2 separate regions of the Homo sapiens genome follow, and region 1 is linked to region 2. A link is an interaction called in ENCODE POLR2A ChIA-PET data of the cell type or tissue named here. Cell type or tissue: Panc1. All regions are shown on one strand.

Region 1 (8,000 bases), 360 kb after region 2:
GTTAAATGTTCAATCAGAAAGAACAGAACATTAATGAGCTGTAAGACATCATCTGAAAGTACAAAACTCACTCGTAACAGTAAGTACACAGAAAAATATGGAATATTATAACACTGTAGCTGTTGTATGTAAACTACTCCTCTTATGTAGAAAGCATAAAGATGAGTCAATAAAAATAACTACAACACTTTTCAAGACATAAACAATACAATAAGATATAAATAGAAACAATAAAAAGTAAAAAACTTGGAGGACAAAGTTAAGGCATAGAGCTTTTATTAGTTTTCTTTTTTGTTTTTTTTTTTGCTTGTTTGTTTATGTAAACAGTGTTAGGTTGTTTCAGCTTAAAATAATAGGTTATAAGATAGATTTTGCAAGCCTCATGGTAAATTTAAACCAAAAAATATACAATAAACATACTAAAAATAAAAAACAAATAACTAAATCTTATCACCAGAGAGAATTACTTTCACTAAAAGGAAGACAGGAAGGAAAGAAAGAAGGAAAAGAAGACCACAAAACAACCCAAAGGCAAATGATAAGATGTCAGGGTGAAAATATATAAATGTCCTTATTTAATAATTACATTGAATGTAAATGGACTAAACACTACAAGCAAAAGTGACAGGGTGGCTTAATTGACAAAACGATAAGACCCAATGTTCTGTTGCCTACAAGAACATATTTCATCTGCAGATACACACATAAACTGAAAATAAAGCAATGGAAAATATATTACAAGCCAATGGAAACCAAAGAGAACGGGAGTAGTTATATCAGACAAAACAGATTTTAAGACAAGGTCACTATATAATGACAAAGAGGACGATTCAGCAGAGGCTATAACAATTTTAAATATATATGCACCCAACGGTGCAGCACCCAGATCTATAAAGCAAATATTATTAGACCTAAAGAGAGAGTTAGATCACAATACAATAATAGCTGAAGAATCCAACACTCCACTTTCAGCATTAGACAAATCTCCCAGACAAATATTCAACGAAGAAATATTGGACTTAATCTGCACTATAGACCAAATGGACCTAATGGATATTTACAGAACATTTTATCCAATGGCTACAGAATACACATTAGTCTTCTCAGCACATGAATCATTCTCAAGGATAGAATATACATTAGGTGACAAAACAAAATAATTGATATAATATCAAGCATCTTCTCTGACCACACAGTGGAATAAAACTAGAAATTAATAACAGGAGGAATTTTGGAAACTAAAATCACGTGAAAACTAAAATAATATGTTCCTGAATAAAGTAGGTCAATGAAAAAATAAAGAAGAAAATTTTAAAAACTTATTGAAACAAATGATAATGGAAATACAACACAACAAAACCTATAGGATACAGCAAAAGCAGTGTTAAGAACATAGTTTATAGCTATAAGTACATATATCTAAAAAGAGAACAACTTACAGTAAAAAACCTAACAACTCATCTTAAGGAACTAGAAAAGCAAGAGCAAACCAAACCGAAAATTAGTAGAAGAAAATAAATAATAAAGATAGAGTTGAAATAAATGTAATTGAAATGAAGAAAACAATACAAAAGATCAATGAAACTAAATGTTGGTTTTCTGAAAAGTTAAATAAAATTGACAAATCCTTAGCCACACTAACGAGGGACAAAGAGAGAAGATTTGAATAAATAATCTCAGAGATGAAAAATGAGACGTTATAATTGATAACATGGGAATTCAAAGGAACATTAGTAGCTACTATGAGCAATTAAGTTGGAAATTCTAGAAGAAGTGGAGAAATTTTTAGACAAATACAACCTACCAAGATTCAACCCCAAATAAATAGACAAATTCATAAATACATACAACCTATGAAGCCTGAACCAGGAAGAAATCCAAAATCTGAACAGACAAATAACAAGTAACAAGATCAAAGCTGTAATAAAAAGTCTCCCTGTAAAGAAAATGTGGGACCTGATGGCCTCATTGCTGAATTCTAACAAGCGTTTAAAGAAGAACAAATACCACTTCTACTCAAACTATTGAAAAAAATATAGACAAGGAATGAATACTTGCATACTCTCTGTACAAGGTCAGTTTTACTCTGATACAAAAACAAGAAAAAGGCACATCAAAAAACAAAACAAAACAAAACAAAAAAACTACAGGCCAGTAGCTCTGGTGAATATTGCTGCAAAAATCCTCAACAAAATACTAGCAAACTAAGTATGTCGAACATTAAAAAGATCACTCATCATGACAAAGTGGGATTTATTCCTGGGATGCAAGGATGGCTCAACATATGCAAATCAATCAGTGCGATGCATCATATCAACAGAATGAAGTAAAAAAGCTATATGATCATTTCAACTGATGCTGAAAAAGCATTTCATAAAATTCAACATTCCCTCATAATAAAAACCCTCAAAAAACTAGGTATAGAAGGAACATGGCCAGGTGTGGTGGCTCATGACTGTAATCCTAGCACTTTGGAAGGCAAAGGCAGAAGGATTGCTTGAGTCAAGGAATTCAAGGCAGCCCGGCAATATAGTGAGACCTCATCTCTACAAAACATACAAAAAATTATCTGGGCATGGCGACACGTGCCTGTAGTCTCAGCTACTTTGGAGGTTGAGGTGGGAAGATCATTTGATCCTGGGAGCTGGTGGTTGCAGTGAGCCAACATTGCACCACTGCACTCCAGCAGAGTGAAATTCTTTCTTAAAAACAAAAGAAGGACTATATACGTCAACATAATAAAAGTCATGTATCACAAACCCACAGCATATATATCATAGTGAATGGGGAAAAACTGAAAGCTTTTCCTTTAAACTCTGGTACATGACAAGGATTCCCACTTTAACCGATGTTATTCAACATAGTGCCGGAAGTTCTAGCTAGAGGAATCAGAAAAGAGAAGGAAATAAAGGGCATCCAAATTGGAAACAAGTCCAATTATCCTTGTTTACAGATGATATGATCTTATATTTGGATAAACCTAAAGACTCAAAAAAATAAAAAAAAAGATTAGAACTGATAAACAATTTCAGTAAAGCTGTAGAGTACAGAATCAACATACAAATAACAGTAGCATTTCTATATGTCAATGGGGAACAATCTGAAAAAGGAATGAAAAAGGTAATCCCATTTTCAATAACCATAAATAAAAATCAATCTTAGGAATTAATTTAACCAAAAAAGTGAAAGATCTCTACAATGAATACTATAAAACACTTATAAAAGAATTTAAAGAGGGTACCAAAATAATGGAAAGATATTCCATGTTCATGGATTAAAAGAATCAACATTGTTAAAATGTCCTATTACCCAAAGTGTTCTACAGATTGACTGCAATCCCTATCAAAATACACATGACAGTCTTTACAGAAATAGAAAAAACAATCCTCTAATTTATGTGAATATAAAGAAAAGCAACCAACACAGAATATCAAAAGTTATTTTAAGCAAAAAGAATAAAACTGAAAGAATTACATTATCTGACTTCAAATTACACTACTGAGCTATAGTAGCCAAAACAGCATAGTACTGACATAAAAACAGACACATAGACCAATAGCACAATATAAAGAACCTAGAAACAAATCCACATACCTACAGTGGACTGATGTTTGACAAAGGTGCCAAATACATACATTGGGGAAAAGACAGTCTCTTCAATAAATGGTGCTGGGAAAACTGGGTGTTCATATGCAGAAGAATGAAACTAGACCCCTATCCCTTGCCATATACAAAAGTAAAATCAAAATGTATAAAAGACATAAGTCTAAGACCTCAAACAGTGAAAATACTAAAAGAAAACTTGGAACAAACTATCTAGGACATTGGTCTGGTCAATTGAATAATATTCCATAAGGACAGGAGACCAAAGCAAACACGAACAAATGAGATCACACCAAGTTAAAATGTTTCTGCACAGCTAAGGAAGCAGTCATCAAAGTGGAGGGACAACCTACGCAATGGGAGAAATATTTTGCAAATAACCCATCTGACAAGGGATTAATAATCAGGACATATAAGCAGTTCAAACAACTCTTTAGGAAAAAATCTAATAATTGAATTAAAAATTGGCAAAAGATGTGGATAGACATTTCTCAGAAGAAGACCTACAAATGGCAAACAGGCATATGAAAAGGTGGCCAACATCGTTGACCATCAGAGAAATGAAAATCAAAACTACAATCAGATGTCATCTCACCCCAGGTAAAATGGCTTATATCCAAAAGTCAGGTAACAAGTAATGCTGACAAGGACATCGAGAAAAGGTAATCCTCATACACTGTTGGTGGGAATGAAAATTAATATAACCAATGTGAAGAATGCTTTGCAGGCTCCTCAGAAAACTAAAAATAGAGCTGCTATGTGATCCAGCAATCCTACTGCTGTACACACCCAAAAGAAAGGAACTCAGTATATCAAAGAGACATCTGCACTCTCATGTTTGTTGCAGCACTCTTCACAATAGCCAAGATTTGGAAGCAACCTAAGTGGCCAGGAACAGATGAATGGATAAAGAAAATGTGGTACTTATACACAATGGAGTACTACTCAAACATAAAAATAAATGAGATTCAGTCATTTGCAACAACATGAATGGGACGGGACATCATTATTTTAAATGCAATGAGCTAGGCACAGAAAGACACACATCACGTGTTCTCACTTATTAGTAGGATGTAAAAATCAAAGCAACTGAACTCATGGTTAATGGATTAAAAAATTAACTAGAAAGATTAAAACCTAGTATTTCATAGCACAACATGGTGACTATAGTCAATAACAATTTAATTGTACATTTTAAAATACATAAAGAATATAATTGAATTATTTGTACCACAAAAGATAAATGCTTTAGGGGATGTATACCCTATTTTCTATGATGTTTTATTATGCATTTATATGCCTGTATCAAAACATTTTATGTACCCCCTAAGAATATATACCTACTATGTACCCAAAAAACTTTTAAAAAGGCAATAAAACTATGAAAAGAAATCAGAAAAATAGAAAACAGTAGAGAAAATTTAATAAAAACAACTTAATTTACAAATATCAAAAACATTGATAAATTTTAGATGAGCTAATAAAGAAAAATAGATTTAAAAAATTCCAGTGTAAGAAATAAAAGAGAAGACAGGTTGTACACATGTAACATTTTACCATCAAATTTGAAAACTTAGGTAAAAATATACAAATAACTTGAAAAAGACAATTTATCAAAACTGATATAACAAGAAATAGAAAAATCTAAGTATACATATCAATTACAAACATTTTAATTACCAAAAACCTTCTCATTAAGAAAACTCTAGGCCCAGATCATTTCACTCTAAATTTAACGTGTAAAGAAGTTAAAATGCAAATCTTATATAAACTCTCACATAATACCTTCTTATCTTATGAGACCAATATGACATCAAAACTAAAAATTTTTTGAAAATTGCAATATAAATTAATTATCATGAACTTACATGCAAAATACTTAATAAAATTCTAGCAGATTGAATCTGGCAATTTATAAAAGGATAAACTCCACTGGGGTCTATTCCAAGAATGTTAGTTTGCTTAAATACTCAAAAACTGATTGCTACAATTGATATTCTTGTAGAAATAATGATTTCTTAGTTTTGATATTTTACCATGATTAGGTAAGTTACTAACATTAGGGAAATTTGAGTGAAGAGCATAGAAGTTGTCATTGGACTATCTTTGAAACTCTTCTGTAAGTCTAAAATTATTTTAAAATAAAAAATGTAAAAAATAATGAATATAATTTACCAATATTACAGAATAAAGAGAAAAAATGTATAATCCTTCCAATAAATGCAAAAAGCTTTTGACAGAATTTACTACCCGTTAATACTAAGGTCTCTCTGAAAATATCCTTAGAAGGGAACTTCTTCAATTTGGTAAAGGGCATTCATAAAACATCTATGACTAACATCTTGATTGGGATGATGGTTTCACAGTGTACATATTCATTAAAAGCCATTAAACTATACACTTAAGATGTGTGATTTCATTTTATGTAAAGTTACTTCAAATTATATATGTGCCTATGTATATGTCTCAGTATGTATGGGTGTGAATATACATGGATGTATCTAATCCAATTTTTGTCTTATATGCCAGATATATTTGGTTGATTAACACAGTGTCACTAAAATGATCATTTTGTAGGGAATATTTGGCAGAAGCTTCAATCCTAAAAAGTATGCTTACTCCACTTCCTTGCAGCTGGAGCTCTATATGAAAATGTAGCTTCACCAATTTCTGCATCTGTTTCTGATGGCAAGCAGGCTAATGGAGACAGACATTTTAAGAGTCAGTTGCAGCAGCTGACCTCAGCATTCCTGTCTAGTTATTAGCTTCCTGTGTGTTCAGCAGCTAATCTGTCTGCCGCAATGAATTGGTTTCTTCTCCATGGATCTTAACTACTATACAAATGTGGTACACCTTGAAGTAAATAGTCAATTCTTAAAGTTCTTTAAGCAAAATAAAAGACATTCTCTTTTTTTTCCTCTGTTTATGTTTATATCATCATTCTTTGTTTATAATACCTCATGATAAATATTGGATGAATTGTCTTACAAATTTTAATTATATATGCCTAGACAACTAAACCTGTTGTGATATTTGTTTTTTTAATTTTATTAGAGAGTTTATTAAAACAGTGTTAGGTTCACAACAAAATCGAACAGAAGGTGTAGAGATTACTCATATAGCTCTTTCCCCCACCTAAGAAAAAAATCTTGCACCACACTGGCATATTTGATACAATTGATGAACATACATTGACACATTGTTATTACCCAAATTTTATTGTTTACATTATAGTATATTCTTGGTGTTGTACCTTCTAGTATCATATAGAGTAGTTTCACCACCCTAAAACTCCTCTGTGCCTGCCTCCTAACCCCTCCTAAACCTTGATTTTTTTGTTTTGTTTTGTTTTTGTTTTTGAGACAGGGTCTCACTCTGTTGCCTTGGGTGGAATGCAGTGGTGCGTTCTCAGCTCACTGCAAATTCTGCCTCACAGTTGGGCTCAAGCGATCCTTCTACCTCAGCATCTCAAGTAGTTGGGACCACAGGTGTGTGCCACCACACTGGCCTAATCTTCTGTATTTTTGGTAGAGGCAGGGTTTTGCCATGTTGCCCAGGCTGATCTCAAACTCCTGATTTCAAGTGATTCAGCCTCCTTGGCCTCCCAAAGTGCTGGAATGACAGGCATGAACCGCTGCCCCAGCCAACCTTTATCTTTTTAGTGTCTACTTAGTTATGCCTTTTGCAGAATATCAGATAGTTGGAATCATAAAACATGTAGCATTTGCATATTGGCTTCTTTCATGTACATGAATTTAAGTTTCTTCTTTACCATTTTGTGGGTTGATAGCTCATTTCTCTTTATCACTGCCTAATATTCCATCGTCTAGATGAATTAAGTTTGTTTATTCATTCACCTACTGAAGGACATCTTGTTGTTTCCAAGTGTTGGCAATAATAAATAATGCAGCTATCAACATCCATGTGTGGGTTTTTGTGTGGATGTAAGTTTTTAATTCATTTGAATAAATAATAAGTGCAACTGTATTGTTTACTAAGTGTATGTTTAGTTTAGAAAGAAACTGCCAATCTGTTTTCAAAGTGGTTGTACCATTGTGCATTTCCACCATAAATGATTGTTTCTGTTGCTACAATTTTTTGTCAGCATTTGGTGTTGTGTTTCGAATTTTGCCAATTCTAATAGGTATTTCTATCCTGTTTTAATTTGCAATTTGTACTTGATGTTGAGCACTTTTTCATTTGTTTATTTGTCGTCTGTATATCTTCTTTGGTGAGGTATCTGCTCAGATTTTTTTGCCCATTTTTCGATTAGGTTGTTCATTGTCTTATTGTTGAGTTTTAGGAGTTCTTTGGATATTTTAGAAAACAGTATTTTATTAGATATGTTTTTTTTTTTACAAATGTTTCCTTCCGGTGTGTGGCTTGTTTTCTCATTC
Region 2 (8,000 bases):
CCTAAAAATTAATTCACATTAAATATAATTTTAAGGTATTGTTAGGTACATCATAATAAACATAAGCACTACTTACCCAATAATCCAACCACCAGTGATCAATCTATCTTCAAACAGATGGTGTCATGACAAATTAGACAAAATGTGGAAATCATGGCAAGATCCTAGGAAATGTAAACAGATGTTTACAGCACAATGATCATGATCACGTTCAATTTATGCATTCATAGAGTGCTGGTTCCTTCTGCCTCAAAGGGATATTTATTTTGTGAAAGGAGTTTTAATGCCTACATGGGTGTAATCAACAGGTCTCTCAACATTAAAAACACTTTTTGCTAATTGAAGCATCTTACATACTATAAATGTGTGTGTCTATAGGAAAGAGATATAACACATTTTCTCTGCTCAGACTTTACTCATATGTGTCATGTAATTTGGGCTTCACATTTCTTCAATTGAATTACACGCACACACACATGCACACACACACACAAATTGAACCTCAAGAAAACAAAAGTAATGTGATAATGTGGCTTTAATGTTTATCTTGTTTATTAGTTTTCTGGGGCTGTCATAACAAATTACCACAAATTGGGTGACAACACAACCGACGTTTATTCTCTCGCAATTCTGGAGTTCAGAAGTCTGAAATCAACATATTGTCAAGGCCATGCTGCCTCTAGATACTCTGCAAAAGAATCCATTCTTGCCTTTTCAGCTGCTTCTGGCTATAGGTATTCCTTTGCTTGTGACCACATCACCCTGAGCCCTGCCACTGCAGCTACTTTGCCTTTTCCCCTCCTCTCTTCTCTCTTGGCGTGTGTCTCAAAACTCTCTCTTATGAAAAGGCATGTGATTACATTTAGAGCTCACATGGATAATCCAGGATAAACTCCTCCTCTCTTAATTTAATCATATCTTTTGCCACAATATTCACAGCCTCCAGGGATTAAATCATGGACATATCTTTTTGGGGTCATCATTCAGCCCACTATGTCTCATCAGTTAAATTGTTGTAATGGAGCAGGTATGCAAGTTGTCCAGACTATAAATTGCAGTCCTTTTCACACTAAAATGATGTCCACAAAGCCATTTTTTTACAACCACTATTTATTTTACATCCAGCGTGCTTATTAAACTTATACCATGGATTTTACACTTCATTTTTAAATCTTTTCTCTTTCTTCTCTGATTCTAGAAGGACCATTTCTAATTCTAAGTAGGCAAATAGGAACTATTAGAGAGGGATAGGCACATGTGTTCTGAATGGTCAGGCAGGACTGACCTTAAAGAGAATTAAGACAGCAGCAAAGTCAAATACAAATATAAGAGCAAGTAGTTCAAAATCAGAGTTTTAAAAAGAGAGAGAGAGAGACAGAGAGAGAAACTCAGATAAAGAATATCATAGGGAAAAGCAAATGTTTAAATGTACAGGTTTATTGGGGAGAGTGAATAGCACTGCACCACTTGAAACTTCTCACCCAGATTGCTCCCTTCCTAGCCTTGCACATACTCGTTTGGTGGTATTCATGTCTTATACTGTGTTCTGTTCCTCATTGATATTTCTGGGGCTGTGATATCAGTAACTACAATTGCACTTCCATTGCAAACTGGAGGAAGAACATTTTATTTCATTTATGACTATATCTCAAAATGATGGTTGATATGTCAACTTGTCTAACTGGTATATCTTTTCTTCTAGACATGATACACAGGGAGCCCGAAGCACATTCTGTGCTTTGAGGTCCTTGCAAAGGCAATCAGACTTACAAAATGCTTTAAGTATCCCCTAAAAGGGCCTTGGGGACCCCCAGGCCAAAATAACAGTTATCAATAGAACTGTTATTTTGGTAGAAAAGTCAGTAATTAAATAAATAACCACACAAATTACTATCCAAAGACAGATTGTAGTAAGTGATCAGAGTGATTCTGGCTTCTGCGGCAATGTAATGTTAATGTTTATTTTATGAATGAAGTTTTAATGTTCATATGGAATAGGGAAAATGTGGAAGAAGGAGATCTAATTTAGATGGAGATCAAGGAAAACCCCTCTAAGGAGGAGGCACTGAACTTGAAGAATCATTAGGAGCTAGCTACAGAAAGTACCGGGTAGAGGAAGTATAATGTGCAGAAGCTTTGAAGGGGAAGGAGCTTGGCAGGCCTGAGGAACAGTGTGGCTGGCTCACCATGACTGAGGCAGCCAGAACATTTCAAGTTGAGCCTGGGAATGTGGACAAGGCTCAATAATCACAGGCCCTTGAGGATTTTAACAGCAATGGGAAGACACTGAAAGGTTTTATTCAAGACACTGACTTGACAGTTAAAAAGACTTCTTTGACTGTTTGGGGGAAAATAGATTGAAGGGTTATGAGTGCAGACAGAAAGCCCATTTAGGAAGCAATTTTGTGAAAAATATAATCATTGCTTGGATTAAGGTAATAGTAACAGAAATGAAGCATTTAAAAATATATCTTTAATATAGAATCCTTGTGAATAATGGACTAGGTTGTTGAGGCTGACCTCCAGATGGCATTCATAACCAAGAAAGTAGAGGTGCTTTATACTGAGATACACTGTCATGACTTGATTAATGACAGGGATACATTCTGAGAAATGCATCGGTGGGTGATTTTGTTGTGCAAACGTTATAGAGTATACTTTATATAATACAAATCTAGATGGTATAGCCCACTATATACCTAGGCTATCTGGTATAGGTTATTCCTCCTACGCAATGAACCTGTACATCATGTTACAGTACTGAATGCTCCAGGTAATTGTAATACAATGCTAAGTATTTGTGTTTCTAAGCATAGAAAAGGTACTGAAAAAATATGGTATAAAAGATTTAAAAATGGTGCACCTGCATAGGGCACACACCATGAATAGGGCTTACAGGACTGGAATTTGCTCTAAGTGAGTGTGTGTGTAGTGAGTGAATGTGAAGGCCTAAGACATTACTGTCCACTACTGTAGACTTTATAAAGGCTGTACACCTAGGCTATCCTAAATTTATAAAAAATAATTTTTCTTCAATAAGTTAACCTTAGCTTACTGTAACTTTTTAAATTTATGCTTTTGAATGTTTCTAAATATTTTGACTCTTTTTTTTTTTTTTTTGAGACAGACTCTTGCTCTGTCACCCAGGCTGGAGTGCAGTGGCGCAATCTCAGCTCACTGCAACCTCCGCCTCCTGGGTTCAAGTGATTCTCCTGTCTCAGCCTCCTGAGAAGCTGGGACTACAGAAGTGCGCCACCACGTCTGGTGAATATATATATATATATTAATAGAGATGGGATTTCACCATGTTGGCCAGGATGGTCTCGCTCTCCTGACCTCGTGAGCCACCCACCTCAGCCTCCCAAGTTGCTGGGATTACAGGGGTGAGCCACCACGCCCGGCCACTGTTTGACTCTTTTTTAATCATACAGCTTAAAACACAAACATCGTACAGCTGTACAAAAATATTTTGTCTTTATATCCTTATTCTATAAGCTTTATATAAATATATATATATTACTTTTTAAACTTTTGTTTTTGTTAAAAACTAAGACACAAACACATATATTAACCTAGGCCTATACATGGTCAAGATCATCAACATCCTTGTCTTCCGCCTCCACATCTTGTCTAACTTTAAGGCCTTCAGGGGCAATAACATGCATTGAGCTGTCATTTCCTGTGATAACAATGCCTTCTTCTGAAATGCCTTCTGAAAGAACTGCCAGAGGCTATTTTACAGTTAACTTTGGAAGGAGTACACCCTAAAATAAGCATCAAAAGTATACTATAGTGGATACATAAAGCAGTAACATTGTCATTTGTTATCATTATCAAATATGTATTGTACATAATTGTACAGTATGTGCCATACTTTTATTCAACTGGCATCACAGTTGATTTGTTTACACCAGGATCACCACAAACATGTGAGTCATGCATTGCACTACATTACCATGGTTATGATGTCACTAGGCAATAGGAAATTTTTCAGCTATATTATTATCTTACGGATCACTGTCTTACACGTGGCCCATGGTTGACTGAAACATTCTTATACATCGCATGACTGTAAATGAAGTGAGTAGCAACAAATTGGGGAGAAAACAAAGAGTTCTTTCAGATATGTTAAGTTTGAGGTATATGTGAGACTTTTAAGTACAGATGTCAAGTAGGAAGCTAGGGTCTGGAGTTGCAAAGATGAGTCCAGACTGGAGAGATGAAAGCGTTCTGCCTAGAAAATTTGCAGAGCCAAAGGGGATGATGGAGGTTTGCATACTGTGTGCATAAGTTAAACTAAGACACTGCTAAATAGAATACGTTCTCCCCTACTACCTTGACAAATATGCCTTCATAATGACAAAATATAAAAGTTATGTTATAAAGTTATATATATAAAGCCATAGTTTTTACATTAGTAAAAGTTATCAGAGATATCAAAGGTGACTGAAAGTTGGAAAAATAACTCAAGTCACTGAATTTCATTATTATTGCACATTTTTGGGTACTCTTTTGAAGGCCTAACAACTTTTTAATTAATAGTGTAACAAAGATATATGTACTTAATAAATTAATATATATTTATTCAGTTAAAATTATTTTTGACAACAGTGATAATTATGTGTCATCATTTTAAATATAATTTATATTTTATTATTAGTGACATCAAACTATACTAGCTTTCTATCAGCTGATGTTGTAGCAACTGGAATTAAGATATGAAATCATGAATTTTACATATCATAATACAGAACATATTATAAAATATACATGGTTGTCAAGTATAGCAAGATATTTACCACTTCTTAATATAGTATCTAGTTCCATATATTATTTCTTAATCTCTTCTTTTTTCAGTGTTCTAATGCTTGAATGTTACAAAGAAAACAAAAATTAGTGGCTTATTGGGTTGATATAATGCCTCATTGAGTTCAAATATCTCTTCAGTCAAATTACACTATCAGTAATGACTACAAAATAGTCCTATGAAAATTAATTGTGGACTTACTTGTATGTGAATCTTTTTTCTCACAGTCACACAAATGTTTTTATTTTCTGGTCCTAAATTCTGTATATTTTTGGATTGCCACTTTTGTTGTCTATTTTACACATATTTTGTCTCAATTTAGAAAAAACTCAATAAATTTTAATTATTTTTAAAGTAAAATAATCAGTTACATCTCTTTTCTTGTGAGCCTTCGCTAACAATGTCAAGCAACAGATCATATTCTAAAACTCTAGAGTGTTACCATAAATTCAAGATGAATTTCATTTCCTTTCAAAGACCCTGCACTCCATAGGAGGATCTTCTGTTGTTTGGTCTCCTTGTGCATCTCATAGCTTGGTTTCACTAATCTAACAGCTTCAGTGTCACTGGGTCAGTGTTCCCAATCAAGAATGATTATTAGATTAAATTTAATATGTATTCTAGCAAAATTCCCTATCTTTTGGCAGATTCTGAAAACATGTTTCAAAGTATTTCATCTCTTTGGTATAGTTGGGGACTTTTCTCCTAGTAAGAAATGTGTATTATGCACAATACATGGCATAAAGAATCCCTAAGGAGTTTCACCAAAAATACAATTTCTTACACTGTTTATTAACTAATTATGCTGGTGCTTTTACCATAGGCTTGTCCTTGACAATATCTTAAATTATATAAACAAAGCTGACTTTCAAATTTTACTGAACCCTTTTAAATATTTCATAAATACAATATTTTGCCATTCTTATAATTCTATGCTCCATTGATTTTCCATTGCCTAAAGAATAATGTCTAAATCCCTTCTTCACTTTCATAGATCTTCCTAATTTTATCATAGCCCACTTTCTACCTCATGTGTCTTTGATATCGGTATATTCCTGGGCTAGATGACCACAGTAGTTCTTTCTAACGCTAAAATAATATAATTTCATTTCCCTGGAATATAATTGAAGATCAGGATTGATAAGGAGACAGTAATTGAAGTTTTAGCTATTTTTTATAACTTTAGTCTGACTATAAGTAAAATGTTCCATCTTAGATGCTGAGAAGCTTATACTAAGTATATCAAGCTGTAATCTCTACCCTCTGAGAGATACTGGAACCCTGAAAGGTTATTGAGAAGCTATAAATGGGCAATTGCTCAGAATTATTTTAAAAAGGAGAGTTTTGTGTTAATTTCTGGCATACTCAGAAAAGGAGATTACCGGATGTTTGGGAATATTTAGTAAAATAGAAACATTAACAGACATCATCATTGCTTCAATATGAACGAATATGTGAGACTAATACTCATTCTCTTTTTTTATTTATTAAAATTATTTGCCTGATAGTTTGGGCTGGATTTTAATGAAAATAATCACATATGCCTTCAATTATTAAAAAACATTTTTTTAAATTTTAACCTACATATGGTGATATTGCTACTTAATGATACAGTTGGAGATAGAATGTGTTTTGAGATTGCTGGCTCAGTGAGACCATGTTTATCTTTGCACTTGGATACTGTGGCTGTTTTAGTGGATGTCTTCAACTTCTTTGTAACTCCTCCCATCAAAAGGTGAAAAACAGAAAATGTACCTAAGGAATTGGATGATCTAACTGAGACTTCCAGGCAGAGTGTGTAAAGTGCTGACCAGTTTCTTCTAGTTGCTTAATAGTAAAATGTGAGAGGAGAGAAAGAAGCTAAAGAAAGAGCTGTTAAGTAAAAAGGGGCCTGAGCTTGTTGGGCTAAAAAATAAAGTGGTTTCTTATTTCTAGACTCTATAAATTGCAAAGATACCATAAGTAAGAAACTGCTTCCAGGCAAAGATAAAATCGAGGGAACTCTCAGAAAAACATGATCTAGATCAGTGATCCCCAATCTTTTTGGCACCATGGACGGGGGCAAAGTGGGAGAGGATGGTGTCGGGATGAAACTGCTTCATCTCATAAGGAGCGCACAACCTTGCATGTGAAGACAGTTCACAATAGGGTTTGCGCTGCTATGAGAATCTAATGCAGCTGCTGATCTGATGGGAGGCAGAGCTCATGCTGTAATGCTCTCTCACTCACCGCTCACCTCCTGCTGTGCAGCCCCCTTTATAACAGGCCATGGATCACTACTGGTCTGAGGCCCTGGGATTGGGGACCCCTTGTCTAGATATAAAACCAAGGATCTAACTGTAAAACTCCTTGTTAGGACCCCTGAAAGATTTAAGGGGGTGCCTTGTAGACCCTTTCAAACAGACAAAAGGTCTTCCAAGAATCTGGAGAGCATTGTCCCCACAGCACTACTGCAGGAAACCTAAGTGAAACAAGACTTATCTTGAGATTTTTCGAAGAGGTAGCTTTTGTCTAATAATTTTTATTTAAAAAATTGTATCGGCAGCTGGGCGTGGTGGCTTATGCCTGTCATCTCAGCACTTTGGGAGGCTGAGGCGGGTGGATCACGATGTCAGGAGATTGAGACCATCCTGGTCAACATGATGAAACCCCGTCTCTACTAAAATAGAAAAAAAATTAGCTGGGCGTGGTGGTGCATAACTGTAGTCCCAGCTAATTGCGAGGCTGAGGCAGGGGAATTGCTTGAACCTGGGAGGCGGAGGTTGCAGTGAGCCGAGATCACGCCACTGCAATCCAGCCTGGTGACAGAGTGAGACTCTGTCTCAAAAAAAAGAAAAGTGCATCAGCTTGAACTAAAAGGGACAGAGATGTTAAAAAGTAAAATGAGTCCCTTGAACTCTTGAAATATTATGGGCAATAAAAGGACTAAGAAAAGTACTCAGGTGGAAGCACTGGCCGTATTTTACATAAAAGGAAGCATGACTCAAGGGATGGAGCCCAGAGCCTAGAGAGCAGTATGAAGAATTTTTGATAACTGTCCCCAGAAATTAGAAATGGCAATGTGTCTTGCTGGAATTCAGTATTGCTATGGACCAGTGACTACTGTATGCCTTCTGCTCTTTTATTTCTTTGAGTGGGCATGTCTATAGTGGTTATCCTATGCCTGTCCTACCATTGTATGTTGGGTATATGA

The links. ChIA-PET counts read pairs that join two places held together with the same protein. Peaks named below come from ENCODE experiments on the same cell type or tissue, not always from the same donor. Only the 100,000 strongest peaks of a DNase experiment are listed, where the experiment ranks them.
Region 1: POLR2A ChIA-PET joins it to region 2 with 10 read pairs; 2 of 35 experiments call an interaction of 5 or more read pairs at or near these places.

The regions. Positions count from the first base shown.
Region 1 is chr6:92,478,375-92,486,374 of GRCh38, reverse strand. No RefSeq gene overlaps it. Among named protein-coding and RNA genes, the nearest start is that of LINC02531, 240 kb to the left of the region's middle. In Panc1, no CTCF peak of the experiment used is centred here; no DNase peak of the experiment used is centred here.
Region 2 is chr6:92,836,428-92,844,427 of GRCh38, reverse strand. No RefSeq gene overlaps it. Among named protein-coding and RNA genes, the nearest start is that of LINC02531, 120 kb to the right of the region's middle. In Panc1, no CTCF peak of the experiment used is centred here; a DNase peak (open chromatin) is centred at 3,947.